Regions from separate parts of the Homo sapiens genome. Here regions 1 and 2 are each linked to region 3. A link is an interaction called in ENCODE POLR2A ChIA-PET data of the cell type or tissue named here. Cell type or tissue: MCF 10A. All regions are shown on one strand. Region 1 holds the start of RORA-AS4 (RORA antisense RNA 4). Region 2 overlaps RORA (RAR related orphan receptor A). Region 3 overlaps RORA (RAR related orphan receptor A).

Region 1 (8,000 bases), 100 kb before region 3:
AGCACTGTTGATCATCTTTTCTCTCCCTTGCATCATCAGTCTTTCCTTTTCTACTTTCTTCTTTTCCTCAAATCCATAAACATTATCAGGTCTCTCTATTCTACACAGCCAGCCAACCAGCTATACACAGGTTCAGGAAAACTCCTTCCCAGTCCTGTCTTCCCCTCAAGCTGCCACCTTACACAGTCAAACTTCTGCAAAGAGTATTTTTCTGCCATTTTCTCTGTCTCAGGGCCTTTGCACTAGCTGTTCTTCTGCCTAGAATGTTCTTCTCACAATTCTTTGTATCACTGGCTAAGTCCTGCCATACAGGTTTCAGCTCCTGTAAGAGCTGACCAACCATGCTACAGTGCCCAAACAATCCGTCTTCTGATTCTGAGTATTTATTACTATCTGACACTTTCCTTGTCCCAAAAACAGAGCACATCCCTGGATGTGACTCCAGGGTGTAAAATAGTGCCTGGCACATAGAAAGTGCCCATGCTTACTTGTTGAATAAAGGAACAGACAAGTAAATGATGAACCCTTTCAGCCTCCCTTGCTGGTTTCTTCCCTCTCTCCCGACCCCCAAATGCTTGCTTTGTGCAGGAGTCTGCCTTTTAACCTCTTCCCTCCTTCCTTTTCACACTCTCACTGGGTTATCACAGCCACCCGTCACCCTCAGAATTCCAACATTCACCCACATGGAGATGGCAAACACAGAGCACGGTACAGCCCAGCAATGCAGACATTGCTAGCAGATCTCTGCTCTCTTTTCAGGATAGTCTAGTGTGCATGGTGATCCAAGACAGGATCTTCCAATCAATGGGACCGGCACCTCTAGGTGAAGGCTATTTGCTTTCTTTGACCTATATGTCAATGACTTCCCAAATCTATGTTTGCAGCACTGGAATTTTCAGACCCCTTTGTCAAACAGCCTTCTGGACACTTTCATTTGTTCACCTCTACCATCCAGCACAATGCCTGGCACAGGGTGAATGCTCAGTAATTCTCCATGCTACAATAAGCATGTATTCAGTGACACGACCCACTCAGATAGTCTCTACCAGCTTGCTAGGTATAAAAGGGAGGCTCACCTATTTGTGCTTCTCTTCTTTCAGAGTTGTGGTGGCAATTTGCCAGGTCTCGAGCACAGTACCCATTTGTAACAAGTTACACGTTTTGGCCAATAGTTCCACAATTTCACCCTTGAGTTCCTTCAAAACTCTTGGGTGGCTGCCATCAGTTCCGGTGATTTATTTACACCTAGGATGTCATTCTAGGACATCCTGTCCATTTGCCACAACTTGTTCCAAGGCTGGAGACCTCTCTGTTTTCAAATACAGTTGGGGAGTGGGAATTTTCCTCTTCACCTCCATGGTAACAGCTAATGCCAAGGATTTGCCACGACTCTCTCAACTAGTTTTTGCTCATTTTTAAAGTGGTGATGATCAAGTGAGTCCAACTGATATAATGGTCTCTCTCATTTTTTCCCTGCCATCGGTACATAAGAAAAGAATACTTTCTGATTGGCATAGAAATTCCCTGCAAAGTCATCCTCAAATTATCTCCTGAAGCACTGTGCCAACTAACTCTATAAAGTTCCAGCTGATAACTCAGATGGATTCAAAAGCTTTCACACCCACCAGATCATTTAATCTGAATTAAGAATTCTGAAAGATTGATAAGAGAGGCCAGACAGTTACCATTTTACAGACAAAGAAACTGAAGTCCAGAGTGATCCAGAGATCTGAATGCCACATAGCAAGTTAGCACCTGAGCTGAGGCTCAAACCGTTCTTCAGATTTACAATCCAGTGGGTTTTCTCCTTGCTACACCTTGATTCAGTTGAACTGCATCAACCTATTCTAATCCAATCAAATGCTGAATGAATAGTCATTAGGACAACTGGAAAGAACTAACTGACGTCAAAATGGTTGATTCAGTAGCCACATGCATCTATGGCCTCATGTAACAAAAATGCACTCTGCTAAGAAATATTCCCCAAGGAGAGCCTGAGAGAACACACTGAAGAGTCCTGCCTTACAGAGGCCAGCCTGGACTATGTTTGAGGGTGGACAACACAACACACATAAATACATACATAGCTTTGTGCATTTCAAGGCTTAAAAGTTCTTGTTGCTGGATTTTATCTTGAGATTAATTGAATTCTCACTATAGGATCCTCAACTGGAATCCAGGTTGAGGGGGACATGGGGGCCAACTCTAGCAATGAATACATCATCAAACGGGGGGCAACTTTGAGTCAGTAGCAACCACAATTCCCACAAGAGAATAATGAGGAAGCTGAGTAGTTGGAAGGATTAAATACTGGCATTTCATTTTTAGGATCACATTTTGCGTGCAACCACAGCTCCAGACCTGAAAGACTGGCCGTCTCAGATTTGCCCATACACATAGAGAAATCTGCCTCTAATGTAATCTGACATCGTCCCTACTCTCTGATTAACCACTTTTGGGTGGGCCTCAAAGAAGTGCGTGCCAAATGATGCCCTGTGGATCTCAGGAGCTGCCAGTTTCATTTTCCCTTCTACCTACTCTTTTCCCAAGTATTATCTTGCCAGTTGGGAAGATATGATGGAATGGAAAGAAATATTTAACCATCTTTGATACAAAGATAGGAGGGGGAAATATGATTTGCTATCCTATTTTCCCCCATTGAGGAGATAAAAAGTACTTTGTTAGATTTAATTTCTTTGGTACAAAGATTAGTCTGAGAGTATTTTGAACTTGTCAGTCATTCAACTCAGTATTTTAAATTTTTTAAAAGCATAACCTTGAAGTATATGTGGGCTTTTTTTAATAGTTTTAAATTTGAAGCCCCTGAATATTTTATAAAAAGTTCAATTTGTATGTGTGTTTTTTTAAAAGGTTTTAATTTACTTCATTAGAAGCTCTCTGAGCTTTAAAATATTTTTTTTTTTCAATGTTTCTGAGCCTTCCTTTGGAAGAATAAAATGCTCTTCTAAGAAATGTCAATTGATCGTTGGGGTGGAGGAACTGTGCAGAGGATGAATGTGGGCTAAACATTCTCTGGCACCTAGTTGATCTCTCTTCCACATGAAGCGTATTTGCTAACGAAGGGAGCATTGGTATGGGACCGAAGAAAGGATTCCCTTAGTCTGTTAATTTACTTGGAATAATTCATTAGCTGACACTTTTAGCTATGAATTTAGCTGGTAAATCCCAGATCACCCCAATATTATGTGTAAAGAGGATAGTTCAGTCTTTTTGTGAGAACTTTGGGAGGATGGATTAAAGCCCTTTCTCCCATAGTTACCCTGACATAAGGGAGCTTGTTAATAAAGAGCTCTTTGGATCCTTTCCTTTGTACAGGCACCGTATGAATATTTATGGAATATTTCATCTGTAAACAGCATTAAAATATAAACAGAGCATACCAAGAAATAGGAAGGCCATTTTCACCTAATGCATAGCAGTGCTGTGAAAATGCTAGGGTTCCATTCCTGGTTATCAGCTAAGGAACAGCAAAGAAGGAAAAAGTTATTTGTTTAACAAATCAGGGGGCAGCAAGTCGTGTGATCCAGTGGAGCTTTGGTATTCTTGTTAATCAAGTCTTCTGGGTAATTGAATGACGATGCATGTCTATACATGCAGACAGACACACACACACACACACACAGACACACATACAGGTGCCTGATATTTGTAACCACTGTGACTGGTCATATGAGATTGTTGCTTTTGTAGATAAAAAGTGGTCAAATATCAGAGTTTTTGTATGACGCTGCCTAATTAGTGCCACCCTAAGTTTCTGGCCCTTCTCCTTTTGGGCACAGGGAGGGGTGGGAATATGAAATTGCTGTTCACACGTGGGCTCCTACTAGCAAGATGAGCAGGAAAGGGAGGAGAGGGAGGAGTTGAATGAAACCTTCACAGAGACCAACTTCTGCAGATTCCATGGGCGACATTGCCTCTTCGAAGCAGCAGGATGGAGGACGTGGGGGTGCCACCCAGCCTGTACACCAAAGACACTTCCCACTCACCAGTTGTGGCTGTGTGCTCTTGATTGCAAACCTCTGGTACCCATCACAGATGTATTATCAATTTTCAAAGGGATTCGTATACAATAAAATACACTCAACAAGAAAACCACCCAGAACGCAATGAATCATTCTTTGATGATTCAGAAGGCACTTTAGGATCCTGTAGTGCCTTAGGGGCAGCATTACAAACATCAATTATCTTATGGTAAATGTGTAGAACAGCTAGTTCACAAGTTAAGAAAGAGCTGGGCAACTCTCTTTTATGATATGTTTTTTTAAAAAATTATGTTTTATCCCAGGCCTTTTCTACTTTCAAGCTCTTGCCCAGAATGTTGCTTCTATTTTTGCAAAAATGGCTCACTTACCAGCTTGGAGAAGTACCTCTCCTATGGTGTGCCTGAGTAAGTAAAACTGAAGTTGTCTCATTTTCCTATGAGCCATTTCTGGGGGTAGACTTCTGTCCTGTCCTTCTCCCCTAACCATTTAGGTATGCCTCTAATTAAATTCAAAACACTATATGAGAATTTTGGTCTGACAAAGATGACAAATATTTGTTTAGAAAGCTCAGTCAGGTGGCACACTTATGCACGGTTCAGTTTCAAATGTTCCTTAAAACCAGGAGGGTGTGTGATTCTATTGAATTCAGGCCAATTGCAAGCTAAGTTTCTCCCTCTTTGCAAACTACAGTAGTTGGTAATGAAAAAAAAAAAGTCTAGTCCTTGGAAATCAAGTTCTTGAGCACTTTTGAAAACAGACTAATCCAAAACATCTGCAAGAATTTTATCTTTAAAAACCCAGGTGTCTAAAACATAAGGGGAAAAATATACAAATGAGACTTTGTCAACCAAGTTTTTGAAAAACAGGTTTCTAGCAGAAAAAGAAGCATCTAGAATAAAATGCAGCTGGCTTTATGAATCTTTATTTTCCATGGTGATTCTTCCTTTTTGGTCTTCAACAAAGAATGGAATTTCTAGGTGAGTCTTGTCAGATTTTCCAAAAGTACTATTAAACTAAAACGAGGGGATTCCAGGCAAGATAACATCTCTGGGAGGCTCAACTCTGGCTTGAATTTATTAAAAACTTCTGGTTCTTAATTTAAATTTTAATGGTGGTAGACCCAAAGCAGCCAGACACGAAGGTTATGGTATCAGATGTGAATAACTGAAGACAGATGTGCTGTATTTCTATCAAACCAGAGGCCTGGGCCTTGCCCCATCTATGGTGAAAGGTCACCAGAATTCAGAGAAAGGAGGACATATTACAGCCAACTGTGTGCCTTTAAAGAAGTGCATGAAACACACACAGTACACACACACACACCCACGCACACACACACCACACACACAGGGAATAAAGGAGCATCTCCAGGTTGCTTATACACATATTTACTCCTACTATTACAAGGTGAGCCTACACATGATCTAAAGAAATGTCATTTTACTTGAAGCTACTGTGGCTTTGTAGCTACATTTTCTTACAAGTTCAATATCATCTAACCGCTACCCTAAAATTATGTCTGCAAGGGGGACTATTGGTATTTCGTAAACTGCTGCTGCTTCTCCTCTTTCTCTGTTAGACATGGTCTAATGGGTTTAGAAAATGACATTCAAGATGCTGCTTTGCCAATTAGAACTTCCGCTACCTGATTCTTGAAGGACATAGCACGCCTAATTGTGTGCTCAGACATTTTATTAAGTTGTTTTGAGTGCTGAAAGTCTTTTAACCTTCATATAGACCCATATTCATAAACAAAAATGTTTTCAGGGAAAAAATAACAGGGAAAAAGGCATTTAATTACAAATAAAAGTACTGTTTCCAATATGCACAGATTTTTTTTTTTTTTTTTTTTTTTTTTTTTTTAACCAACCTACCAAAGCAAAGGCAGGCTGCAGATGGTGAAAACTGAGTTGGGAAAACTGCACAGATATTTTCCCAAAACGTTCTCAGCGATGCTGCAAATGCCATTCTGGGTAGCCGAGAGGAAAAGACAGCAAGCATCATCTTGCCAGGGGCAGAACCTATTCCCAAGCCACTTTGAGAGCAGGAGTTGAACAAATATGATTTAGATGTTTCCCCCGCCCTGGAAACATGGTCTTGGGTTAACCGGTCCTTGGACAAATTTAAGAACAGTGTCTCCTACCAGGGAAATTATCTCATGCAAGAAAAAAAGTTCCCTTAAGCATCAAATTATTTTTCCTTAACTTTCTTTTAGAAAGTTTCCTTTTCAAAGTTTAGGAGGTTACACAGCATGTTAAACTCTTGACGAGATCTAAGGCAGAGGAGCGAGGAGGTTCGCTGCTGCCAGCCTTCCAAGAGAACCCAGTCATTAAGGAGCCCCAACTGTCACCAATCATACGGATCCCCATGTGGGACACACTTTAGCATGAACACAACCTTGCCTCGGAAAGCATACGTGGGAAAATATGCCAGGGGGGTAGCTCCCCAATTCTCCTGCCCAAAGATGTTTGCCATAGACTACGCTGACTGGCCCATTCAGGAGCCCCTCGGGTTTCCGCTGGACCTACCCTTCTGATTTGAGATCATCCACGTGTTTTCCCACCTCCGGAGGCTTTTATTTTCTGCTTCCTCCCTTCTTAGTACAGTGCCAATCACTGCTCTCCCCCGCCGCCCCCCTCCCCAAAGGCTCTCTGAGGCTGCTCCCTTTGTGATTGGCATCTCATTAATGAAGAAGGGCTGGTGTCTCTCATTACAGTTAGAGTGAGTGAGAGGACCTCAGAACTAATTTACTTGCTCTCACTAGGGAAGACACTTGCCTCCATCAAGAACTTCACTTTCCTGCTGCCTGTGGCAATAAAAGAACCCGTTTTGTTTTAACATTAATAAGGTGAGAGAATAGAGAATTTCCAAAAGAAATTAAGAAAGGCAAGAGGGTAGGTGTTGGCCCATGGAAGTTTCCCTAAAGCAGGTCTGATGGCGGAGTTCAGTGAGAGGCCTTTGATGCGGCAACATCTGGACCACATGAAAAAAAGCCTAGCAGGCAAATGAGAGACTGGCCAAGCAGAGAGGCTGGGGTGGGAAGCGGGGGGTATGGGTTCTAATCCTAGGTCCTAAGTCCCTGAGTGACCTTGGGCGAGTCTTTGATTTTTCTCTGGTCCTCAATTTTACTATCAGTAAAATAAAGGAATGGAATAAAATGGTCTTTTAGGGTTCTCTCAGCTCGAAAATTTTAATATTCTGTAAATGGGGCTCTGGACTATTTAAAACTTTTTTCATGTTTGGAGTGAGTTTTTTTTTTATCTCTGGCAACAAATTAGAAATTCCTCCAGAATTAAAGAGCATGGAATGGAAATCATTTGGCTTCTCCAGCTGAAAAGGTCAACTAGATTCAGAAATGTACTCCAAGGCTGCACTGTCTGCATGGAAACCTAATTAGAGATGATACTTCATTGGCTAAAAGGGATCAAACTTATCTGAGCTTTCATCTGGATATGTATTTTTAAAAAATTACTCTGAGTTACTAATTCATTTATCTTTCTACTTACAGGAAATTCCACTCATTGATAAAGCTCGGCTTCGACGCCCCTGCTCACAATGAAATACCTTCCTTGCCAACCACATTGCTTTATGATCGTGCCCCTTTACCACATTGTACTTGAAATGCCTTGTCATTTAAGAAACCATAAAAACGACGTCTTTAAAAATGGGTTCATCATTTAGCTGGAGATGGCTTCTGTGCCTGGAACCAGAAGCCTGTCCTCTCGGTGGTATGCCTCCACAAAAGGAAGCGAGCTACCACAAAGGACAGCATCATGTGTTGCCTTCATTGCTATTGAATCGGGAAGTTGGTGCCCAGTTTCAACATGGATGACAAAGTAGTGGGAATCTGAAATGCCTACAGTAGAAGTAAGGGTGTCTTTATATTGGGAATATCCTCGATCCCAGGGCCCATTTCTAATTCCCCCTTCTCTCTTTCCCTGATACAGGCTATTTTTGAACGAGAAGGACTTTGGCTCAAATCAACAGTTTGGTTTC
Region 2 (8,000 bases), 210 kb after region 3:
AGATGACTCACTCATGGCAAATGCCTTGGCCTTGACTCTGAAGCTACTGCAGCTAGAAATCCACCACCAGGTATGGTAGAAGAGACCCCAACACCATATAAGCAGCCACGAACATCTCCTTAAGAAGTCTCAATTTCTGTAGACCCTGGCCTAAACTCACCACTGTGAGGATGCAGAAGTTGTAGGCATCTGATCCTTTGGACAGATTTTTTCCACGGAAATAAAATACATGCTTATTCATCTGCTCATTCATTCAGCAAACATTTATTGAATGTCTATTCTATCTCAAACACTGGGTTGTACCCAAAAAAGCAATGTTAGCTTACAAAATGTTTGCACATGCTGAATTTTGTAGATGGGTAAACTGAAGCTCCAAAAGGTTTAGTGACCTGCCCAGGGCCATCTAACTAGTAGGTGTTGGAGTTTGTACTCAAACTGAAGGCTATCTGATAACATTTCATACTCTTTTCAAAAACCATATTTACTACATTATGCTTGACACAGGTTTTCATAAGCTAGCAGGGGAGCCCAAAAGCATGCAAAATATAGCTTCTACCTGGAGATGCATTCCAAGTTACAAAAAACTGGGTATAAATTGGACTTTAAGAACATAAGCGGTTTACATATTCAGATTACATTCTACTTTTGCTCTCTCCTCTGTAAATACCCCATTAGTAATCTAACGGACTCCTCTGCTGAAAAGCCATAGTGTAATTGCAAGTTTTATGAATTGAAGTATGTCTTTGATACACTTATCCTTTTTCTTCTGCATGCTTATGCATATGTAGCACTAACCAATATTACCAATATGAGGTTGTTTCTAAGTCAAAGCATTCAGAGAAACACAAACCTTGACTTCACTGGTACATCCTTGGATTTGAAAAAGGGGAGGGGAAGGGAAGGGAGGGGAGGGGAAGGGAATGGAGGGGAGGGGAGGGGAAGGGAGGGGAGGGGAAGGGAAGGGAGGAGAGGGGAGGGGAAGGGAAGGGAGGAGAGGGGAGGGGAAGGGAATGGAGGGGAGGGGAGGGGAGGAGAGGGGAGGGGAAGGGAGGGGAGGGGAGGGGAAGGGAGGGGAGGGGAGGGGAGGAGAGGGGATAAGAAGGGAGAGGGGAGGAGAGAGGGGAGGGAAGAGGTGGGGATAAGAAGGGAGAGGGGAGGAGAGAGGGGAAGGGAGGAGAGAGGGGAAGGGAGGGGAGGGGGAAGCGGTGGGGATGGAAGGGGAGGGGAAAGGGGAGGGGTAGGGAGGGGAGAGGGGAGGGGTGGGGAGGGGAGGGGAGGGGTGGGGAGGGGAGAGGAGGGGAGAGGGGAGGGGAGAGGGGAGGGGTGGGGAGGGGTGGGGAGGGGAGAGGGGGGAGAGGGGAGGGGAAGAGAGGACCCACAATTCACTGAGCCATACAAAGGAACAGGCTTATTCTTTGGATTTCAGAACTGAGATGAAGGTTACCAAAAGCAACAAATTATTTTAGATGTAAAGACAAAGTGTTACTAAATACTGTTCTCCAAATAGTAATAACATTCCTGGAGATTTGCAATAGGTACCCTCCCTACTGAGTTTTGAAGGATGTGTTGGGTGGGACAGGGTATAGTGAATGAGTAGAGATGGGGTAGAGGGAGGATACTCAAAGACAGGACAGTAAGAAACAACCACTAAAGTCTCTAGACAGATCCTCTGATTCTTTTTACTATTTTTTCACCCTGGAGGATATTTATAATTATTGTTTTTTAAATGCTCATGATGTCACAGATAAAGAACACCAATTGCTCCCAATAGAACTCTAACTACAGTATGTGTTTACAAGAGCAAATTACTGTTTATACACGGACAGGATTGTGAATGAGGCAAAGAACATTACAAATTATATGTTACTAAAGAAAAGCCAAAACATTTCCTTTTTTTTTTCTTTTTATGAGAAGACATCATTACCTGTATATGCCCCCTCTTCTCAGTTCCCTCAATGGACATTGGCATTGATGAGCCCATAAGTACATGATAAGCCTACAAGGACAATAGTGAGTTTATATTTTTATGTAATGATTTTAGAACATGGGATAATATCCAGAGTGATGGAGGTAAAACTATTCACATTTCCATATTCCAAACTACTTCAAGAATCACTAGAGTGCAGAAGTTATAACTCTAAATGCTGAATGGAGAAATCATCTGTCCCAAGAACTACACCCATATGACTTTCCAATAAATCTATCTCAAAAGGCCTACCATTTAACAACAACAGCAACAACAAAACTTTAAAAGAACCCAAATGAAGTTTTGTATAAGTTGGTGTCTTTTTTTCTATACATTTTGAATGACAAAAAGCTGCTGTGAGCTACACTGTTTTTATTTTATTATAAACCATTCTTATTTTATAAAACACAGCCCTACTCCCAGAAAAAATATTTTTGTGAACTAATGGGGGTCAAGACATATATCTGAGGCTACCATATGACCCTAAGAAGAACCCAAGGAATGCAGTATTAGGACTGCCTCATTGTTTGAAATATTGTTTTAAGGATTAAATGAGTAAAGCCCATGTACAGTGCTCAGAACAGGGCATGGCCCATAATAAAAGTGTTGGAAGCATGTTAGGTGTTCAAAATCAGTGTTTGCATTCCAATGGAGTTCCAGGAAAAGTGAATTCCAGGAATTTATGTTTGGGTAGACCTAAGGTAGTTTTGCACCAAAAGAAGACTTTGAAAACGGAGGGTTTCCTGTCCACTTTTCGCCACCATCAATTGCATCTTTTCTTAACTCTCTGTAGAAAAGAAGCTGAGAAAGAGCAGACAGTGCATGTCTGCACTGAAGTACAACTGGCCAAGGGCCGGACATGGTCTCTCTTCTCTTGCTTCTGTGCTGTAAACGGCTCCTCTGAGCAGTTCCTTGAGATTCGTAAGCCAAAGGCTTTTGTTAGATTGTGAGGCAAGGTAGAGGGCAGGGCGCAGGTATACCATTTGTCACAACAAGCTTCCTTACCACTCCTGTTTTATTTAAAACTCCGCTCCTGTTTTATTTAAAACCAAAACACTCAATCCACCATGTGGGATCCTTAGTAGCACACATCTCAAAAGCTTGCACTCATTCAGGGTTGGAATGGGCAGTGAAGCTTATCTAGGCACATTTCTTCACAGCCCTGTCATCGGGGTTCAAATTCGCAAATGGCATGAACTGCCTAGCAATAGTGCCACTGTTTTTACTGTAGGGCTGTGACTTGCCTCCACCTAAGGGAGTTTCAGTGATATGGGCTTAGGGAATACAGGGAAATAGACTTGTGCAGAGTTGAGAAAACCTCAGAATTCAAATTCGCATCTCAATGAATCACGTACCCGACTTAAAGTAAGGTAACCATTAAATAGGAATGCATATCTTGCCTTCCCAAGCTACTTCCTACATCAATGTAATTATGCTTCGTCCATCTTTAGATGAGAGGCAGGCAATCCATGTTAGATCTACTTTAAAAGAAAAAAAGATGTTGGGGTTTTCTGGAGTTACTCAATTTCTCCACAATGTTTTGGCACCCTAAATGCCAAGCATCGCTGAATCAATTGCTAAATTTCAAAAGGCATGCCCTGGCTTCAGATACATTAATTTTCTGGAATAACAAGCAGTCCATTTTAATGAACATAAGATACTATTTCCTTCATCTTACCACTCATAACTGAGCTTAATGATAAAATGTGGGGTGGCTCAGAACCACTGGTGGGCTTCAGTGGTTTTCTACTCAAGAACAATGTCAACTACAGAATGGGGGTTAGATACAAATCCACAGGGTGTGCTTGCTATTATCATGAAGAGCAAAAAAGCTCCTCCAGGCCCCCCACCATCATGCCAACACACTTTGATCTCACTTCCCCTTGTGAACGCTTGAGAGGATAAGCCTGTCCCTGTATATGAAGCCTTAGCTGCAGTGCTGGATATATTTACGTTACCCTTTGCAAGCCTAAAAGAACAAGATCAAAGGAAAATAAGACTGGTGCCCATTAGAGAAGCCATTTGAGAACCCATAAGTCATCCATAAAGGAGTTATATAATTTAAAAACATACAAGCACCTACTCTGTCCCAGACCCTGCCCCGCAGTAGCCAACAATCCACTCAGTGATACAGACACAGACATAGATACTGGATATGGCAATTATTCTGTTACTTCAGAAAGAAACCATTTCTTCTTAACTAAGCCACAGGCAGTATATCTACAAATGGGTTTAGAGTTGGCTTGAAATTGATTCTGACTTTGAAATGCTGGTAAGGGAATAAGTCATATCTGTCAATGCTTATCCTTCCTTCTTATAGGAATAATTTTTAAAAAATCATTATTCTACTGGACTATTCCAAGGGAAAGTTCATGAGGGTGGTAGACTCCTGGGAATATTTCTCAATGTTCTAGCTCCCATCTTTTGCTTCAGGTGAGGTACAGGCCAAACTGTGGACTGCAACTAACTCACAGGAAAGCCATGGGATGTTTTAAAGTTTCCTTGGAGAAGTCGGGTGTGGTGGCTAGCACCTGTAATCCCAGCAATTTGGGAGGCTGAGGCAGGTGTATCACTTGGGGTCACGAGTTTGAGTCCAGCCTGGCCAACATGATGAAATCCCGTCTCTACTAAAAATACAAAAATTAGCCAGGTGTGGTGGTGCACACCTGTAATACCAGCTACTCGGGAGGCTGAGGCATGAGAATCACTTGAACCCGGGAGGCGGAGCTTGCAGTGAGCAGGGATCGTGGCACTGCACTCCAGCCTGGGTGACAGAGTGAGACTCTATCTCAAAAAAAAAAAAAAAAGTTTCCAGAGAGTAACAGCGGCACGTTCAGATTCAGCATGGACTACTACTATTATTTGAAACTACTAACAAATGGAGCTAGTAGGTATTTCTCTTGTTACAGGGGCACTGTGAAAAAGTTCCCAGACACAAAAGCACCATGAATTGAGAAAGTCCGGGAGCTTTAGGAATCTGGAGGGAGGAGGCTCTCTCCATCAGACTTCAATGTCCTCAAGCAACAGGCAAAAGGGCATCCCTGCTCTCCAAGGTCACCTTGAAGGGAGTTGCCATGACTCAGCCTTGTGTTCGACCATGCCTTCCTAGGGAAGGCCTGCAGTGGGTGTGCGTCTGTGCAGATCCATCAGCTTAATTAATCAGTAAAGAACTTTGCTCCCCCCATTAGTCTGTGCTTCTCATTGGTAGGGCACCTTCAGTCAGGAATCTGTTTGAGTGGAGAAGTAAGGGTTTGGGTTGAGCAAAATCCCATCCCAACCCCTATCTCAACTGAGCAGAACATCCTATGAAAGAGACAGGGCAGGTATAATTATCTCAGTTTTTGAGATGAGAAAACTCAGGTCCATCTGAGTCTAATGAGGTTAATGGATTTTCCCAGAGTCTCAAAGCTACTAGAGCAGAGCTGTGCCTTGACCCAAGTCTTCCATGTCTAAACCTCCTCGCGTTATACCACAGCTGCTTAGATTTTGAGCAAGAATTAGTGCCCTTCCCTGCTTCAACACACACACGCAGTGGAGAAGCAAGCAGTCATTCCCCTCAAGGCAAGAACTGTCCCATATCACACCCTCCCCATACGGGCTTGTGGAATTACTTGGCTCCTGGAGCTGCCAGGCAGCCCTAAAGCATCCAAAGGAGAGAAGCTGCCACATTGTTACCCTGCTGAGGCAGCTGGGAGGCTGTCTCAAAGCCAGCCTTCACTTCCTCAAAGCTTAGTCCCCGCCCTCTAGCCCTGCTTCTACCCTAGGTCATCTCTCTCCTCTTTGCAGGAAAAATGTCTGTGGAGGGGTTCAAGGACCTGCAGGGATGCAGACCCGTGATTCTCTGACAGGAGCATGCGTCAGATGTGCCAGGGAAGGTGTGTTAAAGCAGAGGTCGCAGGGCCTGACCCCCAGAGTTGCCGAGGGTAGGGCCAAAGAATATGCATTTCTAACACATTCCCAGGTGATGCTGACGCTGCTGGTTCAGGGACCACACTCGGCGATCCACCAACATAAAGTGACTTGTCTCTTCCCAGGATCTCACTTATTGCTCCACACAGAGCAGAGATACTTATTGAGCAAACATTAAGGAGGGCATCTCTTGATCATCTCAAAAAAAAAAAACGTTTCAACAACTTCTATCATCAGCTCTGTTTTGGACCCAGTGGTAAAAGTTAAAGTCCCTGCCTTCCAGGAACGTGCAAGCTAAAGATAGACTTAATTCATGTAGACATGCATAGAAAGATAAGACTACCATATTCAGATTATAAGAAATCCCACTGAATAAAACAAAAGGCTTACAATAGAAACTGCAAAATTCCCTGGGAAGTCTCCAAAGTTTGCACTTTTTAATTTTCAGTGATACCATCATCATGCCGTGGATCACTGTGCAGATGTTACAACTGTATTTAATCACAATTCTAAAGCCAGATTGGGCTGCTCCAACCTAATGGCATGTGAGTCCTTGAACTGCCATCAACCGGATCTGACAGCAGGCATGGCTGCAGCAGGCAGTTACAGAAATGGGTTTAAATGTGGGTGACTCTTGGTATCAAAGAACTGTGAACTGTTCAGCTAAGCAGAGGAATCATCAGAATAATGATCATTTTTCACTCTACCCCCTCTCCCTTGCTTGTTCAAAGTAAAAAAAAAAAAAGCCCTTAATTGCTTCTTGAACTACACACAAGTGGGCCGTTGACTGTGACTGTAATTCAGCATGGAGAAGCAAGGGAAACACTAAAACCGATTTTGTTGCGGTAATGCCTTAAACGGAGAAAACACTGCAGTGGGATCAGCAGGCACAGGACGCTGTTAAGTAGAATGATACCTCCTTAAAGCACGGCTTGAGATATTGTCAGCTGTTAAAGTAATATTTAATCGTAGATGATACCAGGTGTGATCAAGGGGGAATATATTAATACAGGGGGTGTGGTGGGGGCAAGGAAAGGGTAGTGAGGGGAGAAAGATAAGGAGAGAGAACAAACAAATGATTTTAGAAGGACAGCACATTACGGGTGCCCTACCGGATTCAGGCTCCTAATGAAGAAGACATGTTTAGGGGAACTGAAGAATTGTGGATTCAGTCATTTGCCATTTACCTTGAAAGACACGTCCAGATAAATGATTACATCTTCAGAAACTTGAAGCGTTTCCTTCATTCTCGACTATGGGTACCTAGATAGGGTTATGAACGTGAAAGGCAGAAACTGTTTTGCCCATACTGCCCTTCCATCCAAAGCCATGACCCTCTGTCTAGGTGGCACTGGCTACAGGGAACAGAAAACAGATGCCTGCAACTGAGAAGCCTACTGCCAACTACAAGCTGTTTGTAAACACTTCTCTCCATGTTTACCTAAGAAAGATGCAGGCTTTCCAAGGAAAGCCTCCTTTTGAAAAATGTGCCTTTTTATTTCTCTGTGCTGTTAGGTCCCTAAAATAAAAACTAATGCCCATAATTCTTTATAAGTCTCCCATCTCACTCCATCCAGAAGCATCTCTTCTTCCCTTAGATGTTTTTTCAACTACCTTACAAAGGTAGCGCTTCCATTTCTGTACCCTCACATGCAGGCCTGCCCTCTTGCCTGAATATTCTACTTCTTCTGTACCAGCAGAGAGTAGGGTGAAGGCCCACCACTTTTGTCTTCTGTTCTCCGCATAGTGGCTATGTTACATCCTCAATGACACTGAACTGTAACCTTGCTTGCAAAACAAACCTCGGTGAAGAGAGCAAGCACTCTTGTACTGGAAAAAGCCTGATACCTACTTCTTAGTGAAGTAACCACTGGATAATAAGAAAAAAGTAGCTGGTAGTAATTAACATCTATTAATACTTACTATGTGCCAAGTCCACACTAAAGGCTTTATTTTTAAATTAAAAACAATTTTTATTTTAAGACGGAGTCTCGCTCTCCCCAGGCTGCAGTGCAGTGGTGCAATCTCGGTTCACTGCAACCTCTGCCTCTCAGGTTCAAGTGATTCTCCTGCCTCAGCTTCCTGAGTAGCTGAGATTACAGGCACGTGCCACCACACCTGGCTC
Region 3 (8,000 bases):
TCCTCAGTTTTAGGATGCAAGGAAAATAATTCACGAAGGTGATCAACTTTAAGTTCAAATTATATTCACTCTAGATTTTATCATGGCTCCTGCCCATGAATATACCATCTTCCATTCACATCTAAGGCAACTAGTTCAGGGTGAGAGGAAATGGGCACTTTATGAACATCTGCTATATACAAATCTTTACCCACCTTTTTCCTCCTTTAGAATTTTTCTAACTCAGTGGACTCTCCATGATTCAAAGGAAGTCCTTGATTTTCACTCCTTCTCACAAGGTTACCTCTTACAGGTAACAGTACCCTCTTGCCTGCAAAGGTCAGGACAAGAGGATAGAGGAAAAAGCTAAGGGAATCTCAGAACCGTTTATGTGCTAAAATTCTTAGCTTAGATGTATAGATGGACAAGGAAAAGTGGGCAAGAGAAAGTAAAACTAAAATTTAGGCAAGGAAGCCAATTACCCAGTAAAGAGGGAGGCTAGCATCCTAGCATGAGAGTATCAGACCAGACTATCTCAGACCCTTAGTCTTGTGGATCAAGGCACTGATGGAGGGCACTGTAGAAAAGTGTTGAAAGCAATATGGCAGACACTACTGGATTGGCAAATTGCATCCGCTCCTACCAAAGGATCACACTCCCAGAAGCTAAAGGAAAGAAATGGAGAGTGGGAGGTGTATTTTGGGTAAAAAAGAAAAAGAAGCGCTTGTATGAATTTTCATGTTATTTCAGTGAAGTCATAATAGAACAGCTTCCCTTCCCAGAGCTTGCCCAGAACAGCTATTTAAAGGGGGAGTGAGAACTGTACAAGCTTTGACTAGATTCTGAGGTCGGAGCCTTAATTAGAGTCACAATTGTATTGTACATCTATTTGTGTAACTGTTCAATTAGGAGTGTAATAGCTGGGACAGAGATCTTAATGAGCTTTTAGTGTCATGATGCTTCAAGACTGCCCTTTTTTGGTTGTTGTTATTATTAAGCTTTCATATAGGGGCTTTTCCTCTCTGCTGTCCAACTGTGTGGTTCTCCCTTCAGGCAGGTTGAAATGCAAGACTGAGTCTTGCTATATCTAAACTTGGGCATTAAAAATGGGCTGTCTTCCCCTTATCATCTTCATGATTAGCTTGTAAACAGTTTCTTGGGTCTATCCTGTTATCAACAAAAACTCTAGGAATACTGGAATATTAGGGCCAATCTTTTACAGTTGAGATAATTGAGATTCAGAAAGATGAAGTGAACTACTGGACACAGCACAGATAGTGACAGAGCCTGGGCTTGCACATTAGTGTTCTGACCTTTCAGGAACAAAACAATCACAATGCCTGTACATGTCATAATAAGGTCATTCTAACACTACAATGTACACCAGTACCCAAACTGGATCATTCATTTAAAAAAAATTCATTCCCGAAGACATAGTTTTTGTGGTCTTAATAGGTATTTTACTTAATTTTCCTCTGCCTTTCACTACTTAGACTTGGGTACAATTAAAGATGATATTTATATTTTGTGTTATATAGAATGAACAGCACTCAAACACATTCTTATTTAAGCAAATCTGGCCTACGAAAAGCTGTATTCATGAACCCTCACCAAATAAATGGTGAGGATGGTTTTTTGTTTTGGCTTTAGAAAATGATTCTCTGCCTTAATTCCCTCACATGTAAAATAGGCATAATACTGCCATCTACCTTACAGGATTGTTGGGAAGATTAAATGAAGTAATGCAGTTAAACTGTTTAGTAGACTGTTTCGCAGAGCTTCAAACTCAGTCAATACTAGCTGCTTTTGTTCTTATTCTTTTCATTATCACAAAAGGGTGGCCAGAAGATTATGCATGCCAACTGTCAGAATCTTTTTTTTTTTTTTTTTGAGACAGAGTCTCGCTCTGTCGCCCAGGCTGGAGTGCAGTGGCACCATCTCAGCTCACTGCAACCTCCGCCTCCCAGGTTCAAGCAATTCTTCTTCCTCAGCCTCCCAAGAAGCTGAGACTACAGGTGCGTGCCACTGTGCCCAGCTAGTTTTTGTATTTTTAGTAGAGAGGGAATTTCACCATATTGGCCAGGCTGGTCTTGAACTCCTGACCTCGTGATCCGCCTGCCACAGTCTCCCAAAGTGCTGGGATTATAGGCGTAAGCCACTGTGCCCAGCCCTCAGAATCATTTTTTATATTTTGTAGGAGGAGGCGGACAACTGGGGTGGCATGGTGGGGGTGGTTTAAGTGTTAATATTTTGAGATGATTAAAAAGGAAGAGAAAATGAATGTCAGAGCTTGTGAAAATGACTGTTGAGACAAAACAATTACTCTGTTATAAATTAATAATGCAATTAACTTATGATATGTTATTGAGTGCTTGAAGAATGGATAGCCCTCAAATATTCTTTTTAAAACCCATTTATTGCCCAAGATAAACTTAAGGGTAGTGTCACATTTTGAAAAATGTTATTTTATTGGCCATAATTTTTCACAGTTTCGATGGGGACTTAGTGACAGCCCAACACAGCAAACGTCCTTTCATGTTACCATCCTTGTTTTTTTTTTTTCTTTCTTCTAAAGCTAAATTGTCCTGGGACACTCCAAATGTGATTTATTTGTCCCAAGGCCAGTAGAAGTTTCCATGTAGGTGAAAATGGATGTTTGGCTAGTTGAAGAGAAACGGAAATGAGTTCTGCAAGCTGACTTACCCAGTGGAAATGGGTAAGTAACTCAGGAACATTATATCACTGTACATTCTGACTATAAGGAATTCTGGATAATTCATGTCCCTTATAGATACATATGAACTTACACATGATCTATCAGGAAGGAAGAAGACAGGAGCCCCATGAAGAGGGTGGGCATCTCAGTGCCAGGCCTTTGTGCTATGTGCTTTATTTACTCACTTAGTAATTGCAACGGTCTAGTGAAGCTTTAGGTTCCAAAGTCACAGAGCACCAAGTAACACTACCACTGGGATTTGTTCCACATTTGGTATTGCTAGTATTGTGGAGACTTTGTTTTACCTTGCCTCTTCCTTTGGGGAACAGTAGTAGGCATCCACTTTTACAAGAAAGTTGATGCTGTGAAGAGGAAATAAGAGGCCAGATAAATTCAAGGTAAAATTAATGAAGATATGTTTAGATCCTGGTTCTCCCATTGCCTGGTCCAACGTTCTTTCCACCACATTCCAGTCCTTAGGGATGAGGTAGAAAGAGAAAGATGTTTGATAGACCTGATAAACCCTGAACAGGGCTCCCTGTCAGAGAACTTGGGTTCCAGTCTAGTCTGTGAATTTCACTGCCTGAAACCTGGCTCTTTACTTCCTCACACCTGTTTCCTCATCTATCAAATGGAGAAGTTGGTCTAGAAGATCTCCAAGGTCCATTTCAGATCTAACACTCTATTATTCTATTATCTTTGTGCTCTGGTAAGTAGAAGCATATAGCCCTGGGCTTATTAATATTAACTGGGGCAAACAAGTGAAATTAGTTTATGAAAATAGAGCTGTGGTTTTTGCTTGGAGCCAAATCTGCCTTATGAGACTCACTTTAAGCATTGGTAATGGGATTGCTGATGGCTCCTTGGCCAGAACCTCAATGCCCTGCTGTTACACTTTCCAGGTGGTGCCAAGGGTGAGCGTCCTCTGTAGACACATGAAACTGAGGCATTACACAGTTTAAGTGAAAGGAATAAATCAAATCAGTTACATTCAGCCTGACTCATCTTTTGTCTATCTTTTCTCAATGCTTGTTCAGTCCAGCTCAGTACGAAGGCCAACCCTTCCTGGAAACAGCCCCTTCCAGTCCCAGCCTGCATTGAATGGGTTGCTTCACCCAACCACAGAGAGTTCCTACTCTCTACACTCATACCATTTATATTTTGGGACTCAGGCCTGTCTATATGTCTCAATAGCTGAGAGCTATAATGAAGATCGTTGTGTCAGGGGTAATGCTTTACGCCTTTGTTCAGGGGAGAGATGGGATATTAAAATTTTTTGGCCTAGACAACTTATCTTCTTTTATTTATATATTTTTACATGTGATATTTTGATACAAACATACAATATATAGTGATCAAAATGCATCACCCCAAGCATTTACCATTTTTCTGTGTTAGGAACATTCCATTTCTCCTCTTTTAGTTATTTTGAAATAGACAATAAATTATTATTAACTATAGTCACCCCTATTGTGCCAATGAACATTAGATCCTATTCCTTCTATCTAACTGTATTTTTGTACCCACTAACCATCTCCTCTTTATATCCACCTCCCCACTATTCTTCCCAGCCTCTGGTAGCCATTATTCTACTCTCCATCTGCATGAGTTCAAGATTTGTTTTAGCTCCCACATATTAAATATTTGTCTTTCTGCACCTGGCTTAGTTCACTCAACATAATGTCCTCCAGTTCCAAGTGATTTTGTGATTTATAACAAGACATATATATTTGGTCTTCATCCATTTCTGTTACTGAGTTCCTAAAACCCTTGGAATTTCAGAAGGGATAAGAGAATGAAGGCAAAATCATCATCTTTTATTGTTCATAACATACCCTTTTCAATTACACCTGCGTTTATATTAATGACTGCCCTTTAGGAAGCTCCTAAGCATGGGGGGCTGGTTGCCAGAGGAACAAACTGTGTGATTGGGACTCTCAGCCCCACTCTCCAGACCTCTAGGGAGGAGAGAGGGGCTGGAGTTTAAATTAGTCACCAGTGGCCAATCATGCCTACATGACAAAGCTGCCATAAAACCCAAAAGGACAGGGTTCAGGGAGATTCCAGGTTGCTGAAGACATAGAGGTGCTGGGAGGGTGGCATGCCCATCCCCTATATCTTGTCTTATGCATCTTTTCCATCTGGGTGTTCCTGAGTTGTATCTTATCTTTATCTATCTATCTATCTATCTATCTATCTATCTACCTACCTACCTATCTACCTATCTAGTTTCGAGTCAGAATCTTGCTCTGTCATCCAGGCTGGAGGGCAGTGGTGCGATCTTGGCTCACTGTAACCACTGCCTGCAGGGCTCAAGCGATTCTCATGCCTCAGCCTCCCGGGTAGCTGGGACTACAGCTGTGAGCCACCATGCCCGGCTAATTTTTGTATTTTTAGTAGAGACGGGGTTTCGCCATGTTTCCCAGGCTGGTCTTGAACTCCTGGGCTCAAGTGATCTGCCTGCCTAGACCTCCCAAAGTGCTACCACACTCAGCCTTTTTGTATAAACCTTTTTGTATCTATCTTTTAATATAAACCAGTAATTTAGTAAGAAAACTGTTGTCCTGAGTTCTTTGATCTGTTCTAGTAAGTGACTGAGCCTGAGGAGGGGTACTGGCAACTTCGAAATTATAGCTGATGGGTCAGAAATCACAGGTGACAACATGTAGATTGACATCTTAAGTGGGGGCAGTATTGTGCAACTGAGCCCTTAACTGTGGGATCTGATGCTATTTCCAGGTAGATAGTGTCAGAATTGAGTTTAATTGTAGAACACCCAGTTCGTGTGTGCCACAGAACTGAATTGTTATAGGAAAAGAAACGCACACATCAGGTGTCATATGTGAAGTACTGAGAGCAGTAGCAGAGAATCTTTCCTCTTAGGGTATACAGATGGGAGTTCATAGGCTATATATTTGACCTACATCGCCCTTTTTGCCAAGTTTATTTTAATGTTCTGCTCTTGGGTTCTAACAAAAGATGCATTAGAGCCTAAGTGTATCAATGTGCTAAATAATTAATATGTACTCTATAGAAATTTTGTTGAGGCTACAGCTACCAGGATCTCTTGATATTCTCTATATGAGATCCTATGAGAGAGTTTTCTCACAATTTCATTTCAAGAAAATGGCTACCCCGTTTTAATGATCATTTGATTAATAAGAACTGTGAATTGACAATGTCTCCCATTTTATTTTGGTTGCCAGGAAGTCCAGGTGAAATACGAAATAAATTGATGCACTCTTTCTTGTTCTATATAATATGTATAGTATATTTTTAATCTGGTCATGATAGTTTTCAATTTTACTTACACGTTCCCTGATCCTGCTTCTCTAATCTTATTTATATTTTGCCATTGTTATATATCAGAAGTTTCCTTCTATTTTCCCCAAATAGCTCTTAAAATAAGGTGAAATATATATAAATATACAAATAACACCCATAATTTGTTTAAATCTAAAATGCCTAGCATGGTGCCAGAATTTTAGCAGTTAATAACTACTGCTTGATTTATAGGGAGACACATTACACCTTATAGAGAAGCAGTTTCTGAGAGTCAGAGCTGGCTGGAGAAGAACTGCATGGTCCCTGTCACTGGAGGTATCTGTGAATAAACTAGATAAGCACTTTGGCTCACTTAGTTAAGCCTTGGTTTCTTTAACTGGAAAATGGCAGTAATAGCATCTCCCTTGGAGGTCACTGTGAATAGTATAAGTTGGTACATGTCAAGCTCTCAAGCTCTTAGCACAGGGACGCACATTTGAAAAAAGTAGCCTTTATTATTAATGAGGACTTGTGCATTGAAAGCTGTTTTATTAGCTTAAGTACACTTCCAAACCTGATGGTTCTGTTGGGCTAGCAAGCCCTCAGTCATCAGAAGAATCATAGACTTAGAGTCTTGGACCAACCCTGCCTGTGTGGCTACTGTGAGAGGGATTTAAACAGCAAATGAAGGACTGGATGGAGTGGCCTTTAGGCTTCCTTCCACCCCAAAGTGCGTGGTACTTCGGTTTCAAATCCATTCAATCAGAGATGGCATAAGGGTGTCTGGGAGAAAAAAAGGATTCTAATGTCATTTTATTAGAAGTTCTCCCTTCTTTCATGTGTAAATTTCACTTGGGACCTTATCAATTGGATATTAAAGCATTTTCCAGGGGGGAAAAACACTCAGTAAGAGGAAAATTGAGAAAATGTCTGAGAGCACTTCATGCCTTCCTGTCTATCTGTACATAAAGAGCTGCTTTCTTCACAGCTTTCCAAACACAGGTTGGCAACCTGATTATTTCCACTAGGCACAGACAGTACACTTCAAACAAGGAAGCTGACCAGAACCCATGCCAAACATGATGGATGTTCCAGTTTTATTACCATCAACCTCGGACCAAATCACTCCATCAGGCACCCCCCCATTATTTTACAGTATTTTGATGGTGGTATCCTTCAGAAAATGGGCCACATCTAGAAAAAAAGAACACATCAGTTCCTTATATTTTGGCTGAAATGACCATAAAATTGCAGGTCCTCAGTGCAGCCAAGGTAACCATTTTTTCCCACTGACCTTTGTGTAAGGAGTTGTCAGGCATCGGAATGTGGCTGAATTAATAGGTAGGACCTTTCCCAGAGATATAGAGGGCACAGGCTGATTTCGCGATTTTATAAACAGATTTTTCTTTTCCATGAAAATCCCAGGAGAGGCATCTATTACAGAGGTTGGGACTATAGGTGTCACCCAGGATAGGCCACAATATAGATTATCCAGGTGCACCTAACAGGAGAAGGAAAGGTGGTCTCAATAATGCAGGGCATGTTTCAGCTTAATACTCCTGAGTTCAGCCAACACTTTGGTTAGAAACATGATTGGAAATCTCCTGTTGATAGAGTCTCTCCAAATAGACTCTTATCAACAGGAGATTGCCAGTGGGCAGGTCTGATGGCACACAATGTCCGGCATGTGGCTGGTCACATAACAGGTATTATAAACATTTGTTAAAAGTTTAAATTTGCCCCAGCTGCTCTCAAGTAATGGCTTTTACAAGTCCCAGACTTCTAGGATCGAAAAATGCATAAGCAAGTGACCACTCCTCCCTCTCCCCTTGGAAAACCATAAAATGGACAAGAAAGTGCATAAGCGATGCTAGCCCTAAGGGGAACCCTGGCCCTGACACGTTTTGCCATCCTCCTCTTGTTCCCTCTGGCTTGGTAGTGCATCACTGTTCTTGCTTCCTCCACACTTATGTCCCAGAGGAGGCAACTTGACTAGGATACATTGCACCACTCAGAATTCATAATAAGATCAAGAAGAAGT

The links. Peaks named below come from ENCODE experiments on the same cell type or tissue, not always from the same donor. Only the 100,000 strongest peaks of a DNase experiment are listed, where the experiment ranks them.
Region 1: POLR2A ChIA-PET joins it to region 3 with 5 read pairs; 2 of 35 experiments call an interaction of 5 or more read pairs at or near these places.
Region 2: POLR2A ChIA-PET joins it to region 3 with 6 read pairs; 2 of 35 experiments call an interaction of 5 or more read pairs at or near these places.

The regions. Positions count from the first base shown.
Region 1 is chr15:60,757,230-60,765,229 of GRCh38, forward strand. The region is part of intron 1 of RORA (RAR related orphan receptor A); the gene reads right to left. It overlaps RORA-AS4 (RORA antisense RNA 4), which reads left to right and starts at 6,388. Exons shown (of 3, transcript XR_007064662.1): 1 at 6,388-6,852; 2 at 7,513-7,871; 3 at 7,952-8,000. In MCF 10A, no CTCF peak of the experiment used is centred here; a DNase peak (open chromatin) is centred at 4,152.
Region 2 is chr15:61,070,330-61,078,329 of GRCh38, forward strand. All of the region lies in intron 1 of RORA (RAR related orphan receptor A), which reads right to left. All of the region lies in intron 1 of LOC107984805 (a long non-coding RNA gene), which reads right to left. Among named protein-coding and RNA genes, the nearest start is that of RORA, 150 kb to the right of the region's middle. In MCF 10A, no CTCF peak of the experiment used is centred here; no DNase peak of the experiment used is centred here.
Region 3 is chr15:60,861,956-60,869,955 of GRCh38, forward strand. All of the region lies in intron 1 of RORA (RAR related orphan receptor A), which reads right to left. LOC102724802 (a long non-coding RNA gene) reads left to right here. Exons shown (of 5, transcript XR_001751785.2): 1 at 1-1,434; 2 at 2,555-2,695; 3 at 6,212-6,295. Among named protein-coding and RNA genes, the nearest start is that of RORA-AS4, 100 kb to the left of the region's middle. In MCF 10A, no CTCF peak of the experiment used is centred here; a DNase peak (open chromatin) is centred at 3,736.